Regions from separate parts of the Mus musculus genome. Here region 1 is linked to region 2. Evidence: chromatin loops called from intact Hi-C (ENCODE). Cell type or tissue: heart. All regions are shown on one strand. Each heading gives the region's core, and the rest is flanking DNA. Links, peaks and the distances in the headings are about the cores only.

Region 1 (9,929 bases), core at 2,976-5,475, 85 kb before region 2:
AAGTGTCAGGGTCAGCTGTTCCACTCTCACACCCTTGGGGCTGGCTTACCCACACCCTGCCACTAGGAATAGTCACATTGTGCTGCCTAGGTGAGACACAGGGCCATCTCTCCAGAGCACTGCAGCCTGTGAGGAGAAGGGCCAGTTCTGCACATTCCCATGGCATCCATGCTGCTGCCTCCCCAACCAGCAACATCCTCATGCTCTCTAGTGGTAATATGCACCATACACGTCGACACTAACCCCTGCCACTGCATAGGCATGGACTGAGACATGGCCCTCAGGTGACAGGGCTGGCCACTCACAGCAGACTGCTCCTCTCCACCCTCCAGTCTCCAGTTCCATCTCCATAATGCTCAAGCTGCTCCACTTCTTTCTCTCTCATCTGACCGGCACACATACACACTGTGGTGTCTCCTACTGCAAGCTGGACACACAGCTGGTGTGCCCTGGGTGATACTTCCCTTCCATGCTGGTGGCAGCATGCAGGTATCTATGGGACACCTGTGCTGTGTGCTGAAGAGCAGGGCTGTGGGTGGCACGGAGGTCCATAGGTCTCTGTCTTCCTCCTCCTTCCCTGGGCTGCATGGATTTGATTTGGTTTAATTTGATTTGATTGAGTCCTAGGCATAAGACAGTTTTGGCCATCAAGGCAGGCATCAAACTAGGATAAACAGAGGACTGCCATCTGTTCTGCCCCTGACTGATAAAAGAACACCACCACCAAGGTATCTCTTTGCCCATTGCCAGTGGTGAGGAGATATTAAGTTGTTTGTTTGCTTTTTGGAATTACATGTATTTATTTTGGGAAAGGTCACCTGTATGTCAGAGTGCACATGTGAAAGTCGGAGGACAACTTGCTGAAGTCTCTTCTCTCCTTCTATGTGGGCCCCAGGGATCACACTCTGGCCATCAGGCAAGTGCCCTTCCACTGTGCTGTCTCCTGCCCCATTTTGCTGGTTAGATTTTGGCATAGTGCTCAATTTGCGGCTTACATGGAAACCCTCTTCCTCTGGTGCCCTAGGACCACAATACAAGTCACACGTCATAATCTAGCCCCAGAACTCTTTGTTAAGTGTCTAACTTGGGACAAGCAGCTGAGGTGACTATTTAACACATCAAAGCAGATCTGACCTTCATGTTCTCCCGGTGTCCCTAAATGTACCTACCTGTTTCTCTCTACTCTGAACTTTCCAGCCTGGCGGCTTGGCTGCTCTTCCGCCAGAAGCTCTTTCCAATATAATCCCGACATTTTGGTTACCTCCTGTCTCTGTGCCCCCCTCTCTCTTCTTCTGGCTGCCATACTTGGTTCCTCTCTGTCCCCCTGCCCCGTTCCCCAGATGTGCCTGCTCCTGGCTAAGCTCTCCCACATATCTATAATAACCCCGCCTCCCACCATACCTAGGAGCCATGTCCTTTCCTTTCCTTTTTACCTCTTCTTTCTGTTCACTTGACCTGTCTGTGTTGTGTGGTCTGAAGGCCACCCTCAGAACTCAGGATATTACTCCTACTCCATTTCCTCTTCCTCCCTGACTGACACTGATTGCTGAAGGGACAAATGGGAACCATCTGGGCAATGCTTCCTTGTGTCTATGGGGACAAGAGACAGAAGGACCTCAGTAGAACAAATGTATAGTTTGACACTTGGATGCGATGACAGGCCCTTGGCTTCCTGGCTCCTCCAAGGGCCAGCATCTGTTCAATGATGCATAACTCAAGGGAGTTGAAGTGAAAGGCTGGTCTTCAAGCCTTCAAAGCGAAGAAGAACCCTCCATTTATTCTACTGCTCCAATTGTAGTGTTTGAAATGTGTTTAAGGGAAGGTGGAATTTTTAATATTACCTTGAAATTACTCCTTTTCTTCTTTTTCTTCTTTATCATTGTCTGCAGCTTCTGCTTCTGCCTCTTCCTCCTTTTGTTTTTGAGAACTAGCTAGCCTTAAAGTCCCCTGTACAGATGAGGGTGACCTTGAATTTCTCATCGAGGAGTACACCACCAAATTTGACTACTCCGCTTTATAGAAGCAAAGCACTGTCTCTTTCACGATGAGTCATAAAGGCTCGTAAGCTCTGGAATGTCCAACAGCAGACGTTTGACACAGAACACTTTTCTGAAGCAGAGTTTAAAATGTGCCGGAAACACATTGATCCCCCAGCCAGGCAGTGCAAGGTTTTTGGGATGGTGTTGTCTAGGTTAGAAGCAGAGTAGGAAGGGAAGGAGAGAGAGTCAAAGGGCGGCAGGTCTGAGGCTATAAATACATATTACAGTGCTGAGGCAGCCGCAGCATCCCAGGTAGAGGGCAGACCTCAGATCATTCGCAGATTCTGCTTAGACATGCCTCTTTCCTCTTTTCCCTCTTCGCAGCCAGCAATTAGACTCTTTTCCACCCATTTCCAGCCAGAAAAGCTTAAGAAATACCACCGGCTCTTGATTTTACCAGTTTAATACTAACAGGAAATAAAGATAAAAGAATGCTTTGCCCCCCAGGGTTCCAGATCTCCAGAATAGGATCAAGAAATGGGGGTGTGGTGGATTCTTTCTCAGTTGCTAGGGAACATTGGGGTGACGTAAACGCCACAACAAGGGTCGTCAAGCAGATGGAGCAGATCATTAACTGACCTCCTGAGTAGTCAGTCAGTTGAGGACCTGCAGTGATATGCATAGCTTTGTTAAGTGTGGGAAGGAGAGATTTCCCAAGGAGTCTAAGCTACAGTCTTCTATTAGAGGCAGATTGCTGTATTAGACAGGCTAATGATAGGATTTGGCATAAGGTTATCCATTCTTGCTCAAGAAATGAATATACATGCTTGAACGCACTTTATTAGGAAAGACTAAATTACTCAAATGATGATATTCTTGATGCCTGATGTGGGTAGGTAATTTATACACAAAAAATACGAATTAATAAATGACATAAAATGAATCAACTTCACTCCTATTTATTGAGTACTTGTCACGTTCAGGCCAAAGGGAAAACACAAACTGCTGTTTGAATCAAAGACCTGCCAGGAGCTGGTTATGTAAGATTACAATGGAGCTGAGCAACTCTGGTCACCCGATGACGTCACTGTAGTCACAGTGTCCTGGCAGAGCATCATCCACTGTTATAGTGATGCTGTCGAGGACAAGACCGCTGTGATGGCAGCTGTGAGCATGCAGAGATTGATACAGGTAACAACAGGCTGTGCTGCATTTCCTTGCTATAGTACGCAACAGTAGTGCGGTTAATCCTCTCTTAACTCTCCTTGTGCTTCTTGCTACCACTCCAATGTTGTGGATTCTTGAATGAAATACACGCACTCTTCCACAAGAGGCCTACACACCGCCGCGGTTGCCGTCACCTTGTCTTTAGTGATCCCTGAGAAGTCCCAGCACATTTTGCAAGTGATCAACACCAACATTGATGGGTAGCAGAAAATAGCCTTCTCCATCACTGCCATTAAGGGTGTGGGGCGGAGATATGCTCATGTGGTATTGGGGAAAGCAGACATTGACCTCACCAAGAGGGCTGGAGAACTCAGGGAGGATGAAGTGGAGCGAGTGATCACCATCATGCAGAACCTGCGACAGTACAAGAACCCAGACTGGTTCCTGAACAGACAGAAGGATGGGAGGATGAGAAGTACAGCCAGGTTCTGGCCAACAGTCTAGACAACAAGTCTAGTGTGAAGACCTGGAGCGGCTGAAGAAAATTTGAGCGCATAGCTGTGCCACTTTTGGGACCTTCGTGTCCATGGTCAGCATATGGGCAGATGGCAGGGGCTGTACTGTGGGTGTATCCAAGAAGAAATGAGTCTCTGGGCCTTTGCTGTTAATAAGTAGTCTATATACCTAAAAAGAAAGAAAGAGAGAGAGAGAGAGAGAGAAAGAGAGAGAGAGAGAGAGAGAGAAAGAGAGAGAGAAAGAAAGAAAGAAAGAAAGGAAGGAAGAAAGACAGACACACAGCCTTATTTTTAATATACCCTAAGCAGCTCAATGGCTGGGCCACTCCCAAACTTCCATGTTGCTAACACCTCCCCTCCAATACTCCTGAATTATTACTTACTAAAATCTATATTTCCTCTCAGACCCAGTTGACAAGGGCCCTTAGGGCTACTTTTCCCTGGCCCTTATATGATTGTTCCTCTGTTTTCTGCAGCTCCCCTGCCTGATCCTTCTGATTTCCCAGCATGGCGATTCTAAATCTTTCTTATTCCCTGGGTTCCCTTGCCTGGGAAATGTCTTCCTGCCCAACCATTGGCTGCCAGCAACTTTGTTTACCAATTATAGCCAACTTGGGGCAGAGACCCTTGCATCTTACATGCAGATGTGCTATTTTGGAACCCAATAAACATACTATAGGCAATAAGCCAAATCCACAACATTAGTATACTTTAAAAATAGATTTGTTTTTATGTATTCAGTGTTTGCCTGAATGTATATATATGATATCACATGCATGCAGTGCCCATGGATGCCAGAAGAGGGCATAAGATCCCTCTAGAACTGGCAAGGTGGTTGTGTGTCATCACGTAGGTATATCTCTATAACCCTACAACATACTTTTTTATCATTTGGAAAAGAGATGTGGAATAACAATGACAGCTCCTACAAAGAGCTTTTCACCTGCAAAGGAAAAAAAATCGGCACAAACTAGTTGGTTCTCATTGCAGTGCTTTGAAGCAGAAAGCAAATATAACGCTGTCTCTGTTTTATAACTAAAGGATCCTTGGGAGATGGTGCAGACTTCCCTGGGTGGAGTTGGCCCAGCTCTATCTTCTGATTTCCCCATCACTTGGGCGTTATTGCTAATGTTGTTTGACATTCACAGTCTAACAACACTGGGGAACTCTGAAGTCTGGGGAGGGGATGTACTGCACTCAGGGCAAATAGGAAATCGGACTAAGTGTGTATGGATGAATGAGACAGACCTTGGTCAGAGTCCCAGCACTGCTGCCTGCCCTATGACCCCAACTGCAGGTTCAGTTTCCTTGGCAAATAAGTGGTGAGTTTGTACCTCTTCCTCACTATTAAAAAGCTCTTTGCTTCTGCTTCAGCCACTTCCTAAAGTTTCCTGGGACCTAGCTTCTCCTGGCTTTGCTCACCCCAGAGCCCATTGCTGCACAGCTCAGAGCCAAGGCCCAGGTAGAAGGGTTTCTGCCCCCATCTCCTCATCCAGGCAGAACTCTAAATGAAGTGCAGCCCTTCCTAACCCCAGCTGTTTCTAACACCGCCTCTGTTCTCGGTGTTGGAGAGTAGAGGACCAGCAGCAGTCTTCAGGAAGAAGAAGAAGCAAGAGAGAATTTAGGAGCATTTTTAATTTTGTTTTGTTTTGCAAGGTGGGGAGGGGAGGAACTTCTGAGTTATCTGAAGGATTTCATGAGCTTGGATATCAATCTGACATCTTTATTTGTCTATATGTTTGCTTAGTTCTGTTTTTTATTTAGCAAATAAGTTTTGAACGTGTTGTGACAAGTCCCAGGGAGACAATGAATGAGATGGAATTGTCTTTCAAGATGTTCACAGCCTAGAGAAAGAAAAATAACTACAAACATAAAAACTGGCTTTTATATGCTAGGAAGAGTTCATGCACATGAGGCATACAGAGGAGAGGCTAACTGGAAGTGGGCAGGAGAGATCAGTGGGTGCCGGGTTGAAAGGGCCTTGAAAGCTAAATTTGTTAGCAGCAGAAAGGTGCGACCAAAGACTCTGGACTGTAAAGATTACAAAAGTCTCCACTGTGCCTCAGCCTGACCTTTCACCAGGTCAGATGAGACCTATGCCTACTTGACTAGAAGTCACGGCATCGTGACATACAGTGTTCTCATGTTCAGCTAACCTCTGGCTGAGGCTTGTGTGTTTCCTCTAACTCACAGCACCATGTGCAGTTTTCCTGACAACGCTGTCAGCGTTTCCATTTCTGGGTCTGCTTTAGTAACTAATGATCATTGGCTGTATGACTGAGTGCAGGCCATTTTCTAGAACACTCTGGTTTGGTGGAATAATTTGCTGATATTTTTGGTGGTTTGTCTTTACTCTCTTTAGAGGTAAATTGACATTTTACTGAGGAAGAAGAGGCTGTGAAAACATTTGGGGACCTCTATATGCTTACAGAAGTGTCCAGTGGCGGTTAGTGTATTGTGACTGGATGGCGAGATGCCGTGATAATTGGTAAGGCATGCTCCTGGACGTTTCTATGTGGAAGACTGGTGTGTGGCTCAGTGAGATGGGTTGGACAGAAGCATCCTGAATGTGCACGGCATCAGGCACTAAGATGAGCTTATGAGCTTATTAGAAACAAAAAGATGTAGAGGAGAGGGGAAGGCTGTGCACACATAAGCTTTCCCCTAGAGTGGATACAGTTTTGGCTGCCCTGGTCACGATCATGGCTGTCAGGTTCTAGCCTGTGAACACTGACCCACACCAGCAGCTCTTCAGGGCTTTAAAATTTAATAGATGTCATTGTAAAAGCACAGCTTCAGGTTAAGAGGAAAGATGGGCAGAGAATTCAGCACGTTCAGAATCCCCACTGACACACGTGAGCCTTTACTAATCTCTTGTCTTAGTTTGGTACATTGGCCACCATTAGTGATCCACTACGAATACGGTCTTTAAAAAAGATTTACTTTTATTTTATAGGTAAGAATGTTTTTCCTGTCTGTGAACCATGTGAGTGCCTGGTGGCCACAGATCCCACTGAACCGGAGTTATAGATGGCTATGACCCAAAATATTGGTATTGGGAGTCAAATCTGGGTTCCCTGGGAAAGCAGCCAGTGTTCTTAACTAAGCCATCTTTCCAGCCCTGGGTGACGCGTTCTGCGAAGCCCAGCTCGAGAGTGTGTTGTGATTTCCCTCATTTCTGCCCCTGTTCTGGTTCTGCTCTTTTACTTCCTTGTCACCTCTCTCTAAGCTTCTCCTGGCTGTGAGTTTCTCAGCCTGCCTCTTTACCCCTTGACCTTGACAACTTTGAAAGGTGTTAGTCAGATTTGTTTTAGGACATTGCTTTGTGGGAAGTCATCTAATGCTTTTCTCCTAGTTAGAATTTTGAAAGGAAGATCATAAAGCAAATGCCTTAAAAAAAAGTTCTTTTATTTCTTTTTATACATCTGTTAAATGTGGATTCATTGGGAACATCTGTGCGGATTCTGGACTCGGTGTGCTCTCTAAACCTAAAATTATTCTTTAAAAGTGACACCTGTTACTTTAAAACACAGTTGCCGCTGCATTAGTGGTCCTTTGCTGCACATCCTTGGTCCTTTCTGTGTTAATGGGTTTAGCTGACACTGTTACAGCAGAAGTGCCAGCACCTTTCCCTCATGGCCGTGGGGGAAGGATGCACCCGTTGACCACAGCTTAAATATCTTGGGGCTAGAGGACGGGAAAGGATACAGGAAGTCTAATATTCTAGAACGCCAAAGTTTGCAACAAAATTATAGCTAATAAATTTTAGAAATTCATTTAAAAAAAACCCAACCACGTTCGAGGCCTGAGTAGACAGCAAAGTAAGCAACTTTCGTTGTCGACATGAGGACTTGCTTGTCATTTGATGTCGGGGACCAATGGTTCATTCCTTCTCTGTGACGTCAAGGCCAGAGACTAGGTGCAGCAGCTACAGTTTACCATAACCAGGATAGGTAGATACCTCAGCACAGTGTCTTTCTCCCTCACACTCACAGTTAGTCTTTCTTATGAGGTAATATGTATTTGTCATGGAAGCAGCCACCCAGAATTTCTTAGTTTTCTTTTTAGATTGTAAAAAGGAATAAAAATAAATTTGATTGTTAAATATAAAGGCATTTTTGTTTGTTTGTTTGTTTTTGAGGAATTGTGTCTTACATATTCTCTGTGTGTGTGTGTGAGTGTGTGTGCGCACACACATACACACACACACTAAGAAAATAAGATGCCCAACTAATAAATACAGACTAATTATGGTGATTGCAGGTTGTAGGATTTTCATTGGTATTTTTACTTTTTTCATAATGTACATGTATAAACCAGTGCTTGAACAAATCTTAGCAACATTTAGCAACTTTTTAGAAAGAAGAAGTAGAAAGAGTGTGGAAAAGGTGGGAGTCATTTTCTTGAGTCTCTTAGAACCCGGGGAAAGGCGACATCAGAGGTAGAGGAAGAAGGGCAGTTTCTTTGAAATCAAAGGATAAAAAGATAATTATAGAGGTTTTTTTTTTTTTTTTTTTTTTTTTTTTTTAAGTAAAACGTAGCTGGGGCTTCCCACCAGATGTTGGCATGGCCTCCATCATTTCCGAAGAAGCCAGTTGAAATCATTTCCAGTGGGCATTCTTTTATAAAGACTACAGCACATGGGATCCAGGTTCAGAAGCAATTAAATGTTTGATGTGAGTGCTGACTGTCCTGTCGGAGGGGGAACTTCATTATTGCCAACAAAGTTAGTCCTAGACCATAAAGTCTGAGTAGTGAAGACACAAGTCCAGGGGCACATGAAAGACAAAGTGACAAACAGAAACAAGAGTAGCAATAACAGTGACCAGCGAAGTAACCAGCATGACCTACACGCCAAGCAGCAGACAAGAGCTCCCTGTATCTTTCTTGATCTGGTGCTCTGTTGCGGCTACTGTTTCCTTTATAGCTGTTGTATGTTTGGTTTTTTGAGACAAGGTCACACTATGTGGCTCTGGTGGGTCTTGGGATGCTATATTGACCAAACTGGCATTGAATGAACAATAATCCTCCTGACTGTGCAATAAGATTGTAGGTATTTGCTACCACACCCGACTTCTCTTGAGTTTTTTTTTAACAACCGTCTTCTAGAATGTCGCAGAAACCGTCAGGGTCACACAGCTATGGAACGGCAGGAGTGGAGTCCAGTGCAACTTTTGTGACAAAGCTAGATAAATCTCTCTCAACGACTGACCTTTTCCAACGGAGACATACCTTTCCACAGTTCAGCCCCTTTCTGAGGTCTTTGTTTGCGTAGGCAATATTCAAAGAACACACTGCATTGCCCTCCAAGTGTTCTCTGCAGATGAAAAGTGAGGTTCCTCTATCTTATTTCTTGCATCTTAGGTTACTTTCATTTTTGCAAACTCAATTTCTTCCTAAATCATTGGAATGGCACCTTTTGCCCTGCGTAGACAAAGTATCCTTCATTATCTCCTCTTGCTTGGTAATGTGACCCCAGGATGTTGATCCAAGACTTCGCTTTCAGTGCTGACACACTTTCTCTCTTTGCCCTTGGTCAATCTATCTGCTTCCGTGTCCTTAAATGTATAAAGGCAGCAGTAGGAACCTCATCCCAGCATTCCTAAGGCCCAGTACATTTATTATTATTTTTTTAATATTAGAAAGGCCTTTGGACGAATATCAAATAGAATGGTCCAGTGAGCCAGTGAGATGGCTCAGTCTATAAAGGTGCTTGCCACCAAGTCTGACGACCTGAGTTTGATCCCCAGAACTCACGTGGTAGAAGGAGACAAACAACTTCTTCAAATTACCCTCTGATGGACACACACATACACACTCCTTGGTGCAATCAGGCATACATGCATACACGGAAGCAATGAATGAATGAATGAATGAATATAAACAGATTCTTTTTAAATGATGTGTGAAGTACAAATAAACTTTTTTTTTGCTTATGTTATTGTTTCAGCTCTCGTCTCTCCTACAAGATGATCTAATAAATTGTAAATCTCCTCTACTAGATGAGCTCCCCATCTGGCTGGCACCAGACTTCAGCCTTTCCTTCTCCAGTTTGAGATTCCTGGGGAAATTCCAGTCTCTTGAGGTCCATTGTTTCAAAAGTCTGAAAAGGGAGGGCCGTATGTGTCTCTGAAGCATGCCCACTCTTGCTGGGCTGGTTCTGGTTGGTTTGAACAATAGAAATGGCTGTTCTTACAGCTCAAGACCTTCTCAACTTGTAGATCACCATCATACCTCTGTGTCCTTTCTCCGTTCATATGCACCTCCT
Region 2 (9,929 bases), core at 4,339-6,838:
ATAAAGGTGCTTGCTGCCAAGTCTGACAGCCTGAGTTTGACCTTGGGAAGAGTGTACGTGATAGGATCGAACAGACTCCAGTACATCATTCTCTGACTTCCTTACCCTTGCCATAGCATGAGAGCACAAAAATAAAATGATGATGATGATGATGATGAAGGAAGAGGAGGAGGAGGAGGAGAAGAAGAAGAAGATAAATGATCTTTCCTGAAGTTCACAGGCCACCATAAGAAGACAACCATCTACCTCTTATCTAACTACAATCCAGCTGAAGTTCTCATTAATCCAGTCATGTTTCCCCACTGTTTCTGATCCACCCACCAGTCTCACTAGGCCTGCCAAAACCATTCCTGCTTTGGCCTTCCTGAGTGTGATGGCTAATATTGACTGTGAACTAGATGGACTCTAAAAACTAGGGGATAATTCTCAAGGTATATGTGTGAAGGAGATTCTAGATTAGGTTCACTGAGGTGAGAAGACCCATCTTAAATGTCGGTGGCACCATCCCACTGGGGTGAATTGTGAATAAATAAAAAGGCAGATGGACAGGGCATCAGATTCCTTCATAGATGGTTGTGAGCCACCATGTGGGTGCTGGGATTTGAACTCAGAACCTCTGGAAGAACAGCTAGTGTTCTTAATCACTAAGCCATCTCACCAGCCCCTCTTTGAACTTCTTGACTACGGATGCTATCTAACCAGTTGCCTCACATTCTGGCTGCTGGACCTTCCTCAACGAAAGACTGTATCCCTCAAACTGTGAGCCAGCACAACCCTTGCCTCCCTCAGGTAGCTTTGTCAGTTGTCTGACCAAGACAATCAGTATTCCCAGCTGCTCTGTATGGAAGGAAGCCTTCCCATCTGTTGTTTCTCTCGTGGCTTTATATAAAGCATTCAGATTTAATAGCCATGGACTTTTGGAGTCAATACATTTTTTTTGGTAGTTCTTATTTTTCTATTAAGAATTCTGAAGAGGTAACCCCAGGCTTTCCTCCTCCACATTAGACCATATGATAATTTCACATTGTGTTCAGAATAAAACTGAAGTCCTGGCGAGGATTCAGGCAGGATTGTTTGGCATCTGTATTGTCCTTTCCTCAGCTCAGAGGACTCAGGGAAGCCCTCTGGTCACTAACACACACCCCTGCCTGGGCTTTGACATCCTTATTACTCACAGTGTGATTCTTCTGACACTTTAAATGACCATGTCTTAACCTATGTCCTTTGATCATTGTGTCCCCAGCGACAACCAACAATCCAGAATGAAGCCTTTATACAACACAGACAGTTCAAGGCTGTGTCTAGCATACAACAGGAACTCAATAAATGTTCACTAGATAAAATCTTGTTCTCTCTCTCTTGTCAGGACTTCCTCTAATAACTTTTTCATCTATTCTTTCTCTAATGCTAATGGCTTTTGGGATGATACAACCATGACAAATTTAAATTTGATTTAAATAAATAAAATTAAAACAAATTTGATCTTCTAAAAGTCCAATCTTTAGAGAGTTTTATTTAGACAAATGAGACTATCCCTGAGTTCATTTGGGTAAAAACCAAACAAACAAACCAACCTGCTAAGTTTGTCTTGGATGGGCAAGTGCACTGCTAATCTTTCTCTAGAGAAATGAGACACTCAGGTGAGTGTTGATACAGAGTGGGCAATCCTGGAGGATACCAGGAGGAAGACACCATCCCGTGAGGGAGGTCCTGCTTGTCCAACCCCATATGAAATAGTGTGTTCCTCTGCCCCTGTACTGCTGCTGGAGACCGAGCTTAGCTGGAGGTGTATGACAGGCAGGCCAAGCTGGCCACCGGGCTAAGACCACGTCTTTCAAGACACCGCATAGTCTCGCTTAGATTTCTACCTCTGCTCTCTGGTTCAACCTCACACTTAGGGGAGTAAGCAAATGTTTGCATATATGTTTGCTTTTCTAAATGAATTTTTAAAATAAAATCCTTGCAAATAATAAAAATAACACACACTGAAAATAAGTTAGAATTGGCATTTGGAATGAGTACTAGCTGTTTTTGTGTGTCAACTTGACACAAGCTGGAGTTATTACAGAGAAAGGAGCCTCCCTTGAGGAAATGCTTCCATGAGATCCTACAGTAAGGCATTTTCTCAATTAGTGATCAAGGAGAGAGGGCCCAGCCCATTGTGGGTGGTGCCATCCCTGGGTTGGTAGTCCTGGGTTCTATAAGAAAGCAATTTGAGCAAGCCAGAGGAAGCAAGCCAGCAAGCAGCACCCTTTCGTGGCCTCTGCATTAGCTTCTGCCTCCAACTTCCTGCCCTGTGTGAGTTCCTGTTCTGACTTCCTTTGGTGATGAACAGCAATGTGGAAGTATAAGCTGAATAAACCTTTTCCTCCCCAGCTTGCTTCTTGGTCATAATGTTTTGTGCAGGAATAGAAACCCTGACTGAGACAGAATGGAAGCTGTGAAGGGTCATACTAAATTTTACACTTTCAACTTAGAGTAACTACAGAAACCAGCAAAGTAAAAAGGGGTCATTGCATTGGAAGCAATAGCGGGGGCATTGCAGGGGCTAGGGGGCTATTATAGGGGTGGGTGCATTGTGGGGACTAGGGAGTCATTGAAGGACTGTTGTGGAGACTAAGGGGGTCATTTCAGGAGCTGGGGGGGCATTGTGGGGATTGGGAGTCTTTGGGGCGGGCTAAGAGGGAATAGGGGGGACTGGAAGGCCGGGGAAACAATAGAGGGGCCACTGGAGGGGCTGGAGGGGAATAAAGGGGTCATTGCAGGGGTTAAAGGGGCAATAGAGAGGCCTAAAGGGTAAATGGGGTGGGGAGTAGCAAGGCACTCGTACTCTGAAGCAGAAAATGGGGACAGCAGAGTGGGAGTCTAAATAGGGACAGGGGTGGGCACATAAAGTAACAGTGAGAATGTCTGAACAAGTCATGAGGGGTCATAGTATTAGCTATCTGCCTAAAAAAGCCAATAACACCTCTAAATCAGTGTACAAATAAGCATAGATAGTTTAAATGAAAATTTCCCATCTGTACCTAAAATGTTCCCACTAAGAGTCAAAGACCATCTATGAAATACCGGAACACCAGGTGTGAGAGTTCCCCTTTCAAATTATTGGTCAAGATTGTCCAGCAGATTCCCCAAACAGACTGTTGCGATTGTCATTGGCTGCTCCCCAGAGGTGGAAGGTAAGTCCTATTGTTGAGGTGGGCATGTCTCTGTGAGTTCCAGCCCAGTATGGTCTATACATCAAGTTCCAGGGCAGCCAGAGCTACAGAGTGAAACCTCCAGGTAGCCCCTCAGCACCCAAGAACCCCCTCATGATGATCTCCCTAGACCCAGCAATGACCCTCTATTGTCCCCTAGCTCTGACCCCCACAATAGCCTCCTAGCTCTGGAAATGGCCCTCAACACCCACATGAACTTCAGTTATGGGTTCCAGAGGCTCTGAGCTGGAACTGACCTGAAGCCTCCTCCCTGAAATTAACTTTCACCGTACCAGAAAGCAGAGCAGAGCAGAGCAGAGCAGAGCAGAGCAGAGCAGAGCAGAGCAAGCAAACAAACAAACAGCAACACCAGGCCACACCTTTTCCTTATTACGAAGGTAAAACAACATTGCACGTCATACCTTTTTCAGATTATTTTAGTTTTATTTTTCGAGCTAAGGTCTCACTACATAGCTCCGGCTGGCCTGGAACTCAATGTATAGACCAGACTTACCTGGAACTCTTAGAGATCTGCCTGCCTCTGTCTCCAAAGTGCTGGGTAAAGGCACAGGAATGGTTTTTGAAAGCAGAAATCATTTTAAATGGTGTGACATGCTTGAGTCAGATTACCCCTTCACTTAGAAAACTGAATTGTCTTAGTGACAGCTTGAACTTAAAATCAGAGGCATTTTCTGAGCGTGCTTGAATCTTACTAGAATAGTATTTCAGGATATTTAAAAAAAAAAAAAACAAACCAAAAAACCTTTAGAGCCTGGTGGTGGTGGTACACACTTTAGTCCCAGCACTCGGGAGGCAGAGGCAGGCTGGTCTTTGTGAGTTCAAGGTCAGCCTAGTCTACAGAGTCAGTTCCAGGGCTACCTAGAAAAATCCTGTCTAGAAAAGCCTAAAAACAAACAAACAGAAACCAAAAGAACAACAACTCCCTTGAACAGAAATGTCAACAGCTGTAAGGATCTACTAACATACTTAGCAAAGACCGCTGAACATTCTCTAAGGGAAGAATAGAAGTCAATAAAAATGGATGAGCCTAGAACCATTATGTAAGGAAGAAGGGGGCATATTATGGTGAACACTTCAAAGTTTATCTGCTTGATCATTAATACAACGGACTCACAAGTCAGAAATAACTGATGAAGGGGGGAGGGGAGCCTTTTGCAGCAGGAAGTCCTGGTAGCTTGCCTGATTGTGGTGTGCTGGTAAATGTTTAACAACCAGCTTTCTAAAGAGAGCCGGAAGGACCTTAGCTCACGGTGGCATTTGTTCATTTTGTTGTTGATGTATTCATTAGCACCATGAGTAACTCGCTAAATAGGTCTGTAAAAGACTTGCAAACTGGGCCTGGTAGGACAGGTTTGTAGGTAAGGGTGCTTGCTGTACCAAAAGGACCCCAGTTTGATTTTTCAGCACCCATGTAAAGCCTATGGCTGCCCATGCAGGTAACCACAGGTTGGGGGTGGGGGATGGGACGTGTAGAGACAGATAGATCTCAAGAGCTCTCTAGCCAGTCATCTTAGATGAAAGGGTGGGCTTAAGATTTGGCCAGGAAAAGTGTCACAGAAAAACGGACTGTGATAGAGAAAGATCCCTAACAGTAAGTATGGAAGCACATTTGAATATAGGCATGTGCACACATAGTACATACCCCCGCCCCTGCCCACACATACCCTCCAAGGCTCATGATCCGGGGCAAGCCGTCTGAGCACATTGCTGTATTTACCCTCCACCTTCTTCCACGGGGAAAAGGATCCAGATTTTAAAAGGATATTCTCCACTCTTCCTCGAAGATAGGAACGACCGCAGGAGAGTGGCTGGCAGAGAGTGCTGGCAGAGACTGTAGGAGTGGTGACAGCCAGTCACAGGTGGTACTGGTAAGTAGCAGCTTTCTTAAAGGAGTTTCAGGCTCAGATCTCCTCTTCTACCGAGGCTGCAGCGGCCATCTGTAACTAGCCAAGAAAGAAAAGCCAGGAGACTGGCAGAGTACTCTGTTTTAATGACTTTGAGTTGTCTCACAGCCCCTGGCCTTCTCCCTTGGGTCTTCCATAAGCCATGGCTTCTTCAGGCATTGTATTAAAAGTAGGCAAACTCATTCTTCTTCTGTCTCAATGGACACAGACCTACCAAAGGGAGATTGCCACTGAACACAAAACTATTGAAAAATTTAAAAAGATCATACAGTCACTTTCAAAAACTCATTGTTCTGTTGATGTGTGTTTGTCTAAAACTCTTGGCTTGGAGACAGAAACTCCTCTAAGCACAGCACTGTGAAAATCTGGGAAAAGGCCTACCTGTTGTATGCAGGCTACAAGGAGAGGCCATGTTGAGGACCATGAGGGCATCAGCACACTTGTGGGACCAGCGGCAAGTCACTTAGCAGTTGGCACATTAGCTCTTCATCTGCAAAACAGAAATAATGACATCCATATTAGAAGGATTTATTTTTATTGTTAATTATATGTATGTATGTGGGAGGGCCTGATCACTTGCATGTAGGCATCTGTGGTGGCCAGAAGAGGGCGTCAGATCTCCCGGAGTTAGCTGTGCAGGATGATGGAAGCTACCCAGTGTAGACGCTAGGAACCAAGCTCAGGTCCTCTGCAAGGGTACTATGTGCTCCAAACTACTGAGTCAACTTTCTGGCTCCTCCGTGTGTTGCTTGAGGGATTAATAACTTGTACAGAGGGCTTAAAACAATGCCAGGCAAACAGCGAACACAAAATCTGCAGCTGTCTTCACCGCCCTCCTCACACCCGTAATTCAGTAGGTTATGGTGTCATCTAAAGATTCTGAGGATGTCCTGTACTTCATGGGGATGTGCTGAGACTGAGACCAGGCCTTTCCAGGGTTTAGTCTTGTGTCCTCCAGCTCAGTAAACTCTGCCTTACTTAGGCTTTATTGCCGTGAAGAGACATCATGACCACAGCAACTCTTATAAAGGAAAATATCTAACTGGAGCTGGCTTACAGTTTCAGAGGTCTAGTCCATTATCCTCATGGCAGGAAGCATGGCAGACATGGTGCTGGAGAGGCCAAGAGTTCCACGTCTTGATCTGTAGGCAGCAGAAGGAAGCTGTCCCACTGTGAGTGGCTTGAGCATATAGAAGACCTCAAAGCCCCACCTCCACAGTGACACACTTCCTCCAACAAGGCCACACCTACTTCAACAAGTAGTGCCACACACACCCCCAGGCCTGGGGGGGGGGGGCGCAATTACCTCCAAACTGTCCCAGCATTCAAGCGCCCCTTTCTCAAACTGTTCTTTGAGAATGGCCCTCAACTTGAGAGACCCACAAGCCCCACAGAGACCGGCAATCCACAGATCCTATCACCGTCCCATCATGTCACCCTCTCTCCTTGCTCATCACCACTCAGTGCTTGTGGTCACTCCTTTGTCTCTGCCCTCTAGTGCCTGACTCCCTTCCATCACACTCACTGGCAGAGTCCCAGCTTTTGGGACACTTAACTGGTCCGGCTTCAGTTAAGTGAAGCTGGCTGCCTGGGTTTGCTTTAAGTTTTGATGGCTAACCTCAGATGGGTACTCAGCAGTGTGGCCTGGCATTTCCACCATATTTCCCTACTTCCTGTGCTTTCTGACTCTGAGAAGATGACAGTCTGGAACTCGCCTCTCATCTACCCACTAGCCTCCCAGACACCCTGTCCCATTCTCTGGAAGCAGTCCTGGGTCTGTTCATAGAGAGGGGGAAGCAGGACAAGACCTCCCTGGCGCTCACACCTCTGCACCTGCTAGTCTGGTACACCTGGGCCTCCCCGCCTTCCCTCCCAGCCTTGGCTTCTTCTCCCTGCACTACTGTTCTGGCTTCTGATGTTCCACGAGTCTGTGAAGCAGAACTGCCCTTTCCTCTGCTAGGAGGGACGGGAACTGTATTAGTCAAGGGTTTCTGGAAGAACAGAATATGATAAATATATGTTATGAAAGGAATTTATTCAATTGGATTGTGTGAAGGGTGTGGGCAATCCAACCACGGTCATCAGCACTATAGGGAGTCATTAGCTGGCAGTACACAGGCTGGATGCTCCGTTAGTTCGAGCCTGTGGCTGAAGGCCTGGAGGAGTGCTGCTTTTCAGTGTACATTGGAAGGCTAAAGAAGCTAGGCTCTGATGGCACTGAGGAATGGAAGCAGGCAAAAACAAACAAGCCAAAACCTCAAAAGCATGAGTTATCCCATTTCTCTGGTTAGCTAAGATATCTACTAACAATAAAGGAAGGGTGACCAAGCATGCTAGCAGCAAGAAAGAGCACATTTGAGCATGGAACTGAGTAGTACAAGTGAATGTCAGACACTGGCCAGGGAGGGCCTCACGGCACGCTATGAGTGATGGCGCGGGTGCGGATGGGCAAAGCTGCATGGACGTCTCTGGGAAGGGCTGTCCAGGGAGGGTATGGCCATACACTCAGGTGAAGCTGTGTCCAGACTGATCTGCAAGATGGAGGTGGCCAGGATGGCACTGGGAAGAGAAGAGAGAAAGACTAGGCTGGGGTGGGAGAGAATGGCAAACAGAAGGTAGATTGTGCATGACCTCCATGTGGTAAAATGGTTATTCTGAGAGAAGTGGGAAGTCAGTTGATTTTTGTTTTGTTTTTTGTTTTTGTTTTTTTAACAAACAAAATGACTTTAATAATGAGGTTAATCACAATTTACAACTGTCTCAAAAATGCCCATTTTGAAAGAGTATCCAAAATTTTATTACCATTTAAAGAAATAATCTGCATGGAGTAAAATAAAAATTTATAATGTGCATAGTATTAGTAACTATCATTTAGGGACAGTAGTCATGCACTAAGAAAGGCCATCTGTGGTGCTATAAATTACTTTAATGAACAGTTGCATGATGCCATTGTATATCTCCCTAGGATTTTTTTGTTTATTTTTATTATATGTGTATGGTGCTTTGCTGGTATGTGTCTCCATGTCTTCACTTATATTATGCATGTTTCAACAAGGCCTTCCCTGGTGTGTCTGGCCTGGTGCCCTGGAGGACAGAAGAGGGTATTGGATGTCCTGGAACTGGAGATATGGTTATGAGCTGTCCTGTGGTTGCTGGGAGTTGAACCCAGGACCCTCTGGAAGAGCAGACAGGTCTTAACTTCTAAGGCATCCCTCCAGACCTCCCTTCAGGACTTAAACAAGAAACATGCACTGCCTTTAGATGCCTGCAATTAAAAAAAAAAACAGCACTATTTGGATAAAATTTACAATCATAGAATGTAGCTATTCAAAATGTACAATCATATGACTTTTGCTATATCCACACAGTTGTGTAACTACCTGATTTTATTATTAATCTTATTTTGGAATCCTTTAGAGACCCTCCTAGGTCTTTCAATCCTGCACCCCACACTGTAATCCCAGGTTTTCCTATTCTGTTCCATGGCTTTGTCTACTATGAGCATCTTGCATGAAGGAAGCAAGTTCATTTGGCAGAATGTCTAATACTTGGTTGTTTTGTTTTGTTTTTGAGACAGGTCTCACAGAGGCCACGGTGGTCTTGAAGTTACTATATAGCCAAGGATGCCCTTGGACTTCTGACCTTGCTCCAGCCCAGAGGGTGGGCATTAGAGGCCAGCACCATCCCACCCGGTTTATTCTGTGCTGAGGATGGGACAGAGGCTCTCATTCCACCCTGGGAGGCAGGGGAAGTGCTTCTTTCCTTTTCTATGGCTGAGTAATGTTCCCATGTATGGATATACCTCACTCTTTTCATCTACAGAGGGTCTGTACAGGGGAGGGAAATGGCCCTGAGTGGCTTTAAGCCAGGCTCACTCCAACTGTTGCCCAAGGGACCAGAGAGCAACCAACTATGTCAAATGCTGCTTTTAAGGAAAATAAGATGAGATCCAAGAATTGACCAGTAAGTGCTCAAATAGTTTAATGAAGAAAGAAATTTAATTAGCAGGAATATTCTTATGTATAATTTATAAATGGCATTTTATGGGTTTATGGGATTTGTTGCATTTCCTTTGAATAATTAAATATGTAATGCAGATATAATACTTAAATAATTAATAAGAATTTTAAGTGGAGTGCTAAGCATGTAAAGGTACAGGAATAATTGGAGAGTGTCATTAATTTGTAGTGGCCTTTGGTATTTCTTTATATTGCGGGCAATGATTTTTTTCTTTTTTTGGTTTGTGGGGCATTTACTCCTAGAATAGTTCTTCTCTAAACATAACTCAACATTATGATAAGTGTTCAAGATTCCATGCCAACTTCCAGAAACTGACCAAGAAAAAAAGTTGATTGTTTCAAGAAGGTGTTTTTGGTGTCTGAACAGATCAGTAAGATGTGAGTTCCTTTGTGTGTGTGTGTGTATTTTTGTTTTGTGGGTTTTTTTGGGGGGGTGGGTGGGAATAGGGGCAAAACTGTTATCTAAAAGATTGCACCCAAATTTACAGTACTAAAAGGGTATTTCCCAGTCCAAAGCCAGTCTGGTCTGTAGAGAGAGATCTCATTTCCAGGCAAACAAGAAAGCAAGGAAGTTCAGTTGTAAAGTTCTTGTCCAGCATGCATAAGGCCATGGGTTCGATGATTCCCAGAACCTTATAAATAAAAATATGTGCAGCCCTGTAATCCCAGCACTGAGGATGTGGAGGCTGGAGGAAGAGAAGTTCAAGGCCTTTTCCCCTTCAAAGCGTGTTCGAGGTCATCCTGGGCTACGAGACCTTTTAACAAACATACAAATGGTTTCTGTCATT

The links. Peaks named below come from ENCODE experiments on the same cell type or tissue, not always from the same donor. Only the 100,000 strongest peaks of a DNase experiment are listed, where the experiment ranks them.
Region 1: it touches region 2 in a loop (2.5-fold over the local background); 4 of 42 quality-filtered maps call a loop at or near these places.

The regions. Positions count from the first base shown.
Region 1 is chr8:79,483,604-79,493,532 of GRCm38, reverse strand. LOC115487054 (a small nucleolar RNA gene) reads right to left here and starts at 755; the gene lies at 615-755. It also overlaps the pseudogene Gm39288. In heart, for the core only: a CTCF peak has its summit at 4,456 (motif pointing right); no DNase peak of the experiment used is centred there.
Region 2 is chr8:79,399,827-79,409,755 of GRCm38, reverse strand. It overlaps Gm51578 (a long non-coding RNA gene), which reads left to right and starts at 4,455. Exons shown (of 3, transcript XR_003947567.1): 1 at 4,455-4,654; 2 at 5,003-5,086; 3 at 8,700-9,046. In heart, for the core only: a CTCF peak has its summit at 5,705 (motif pointing right); no DNase peak of the experiment used is centred there.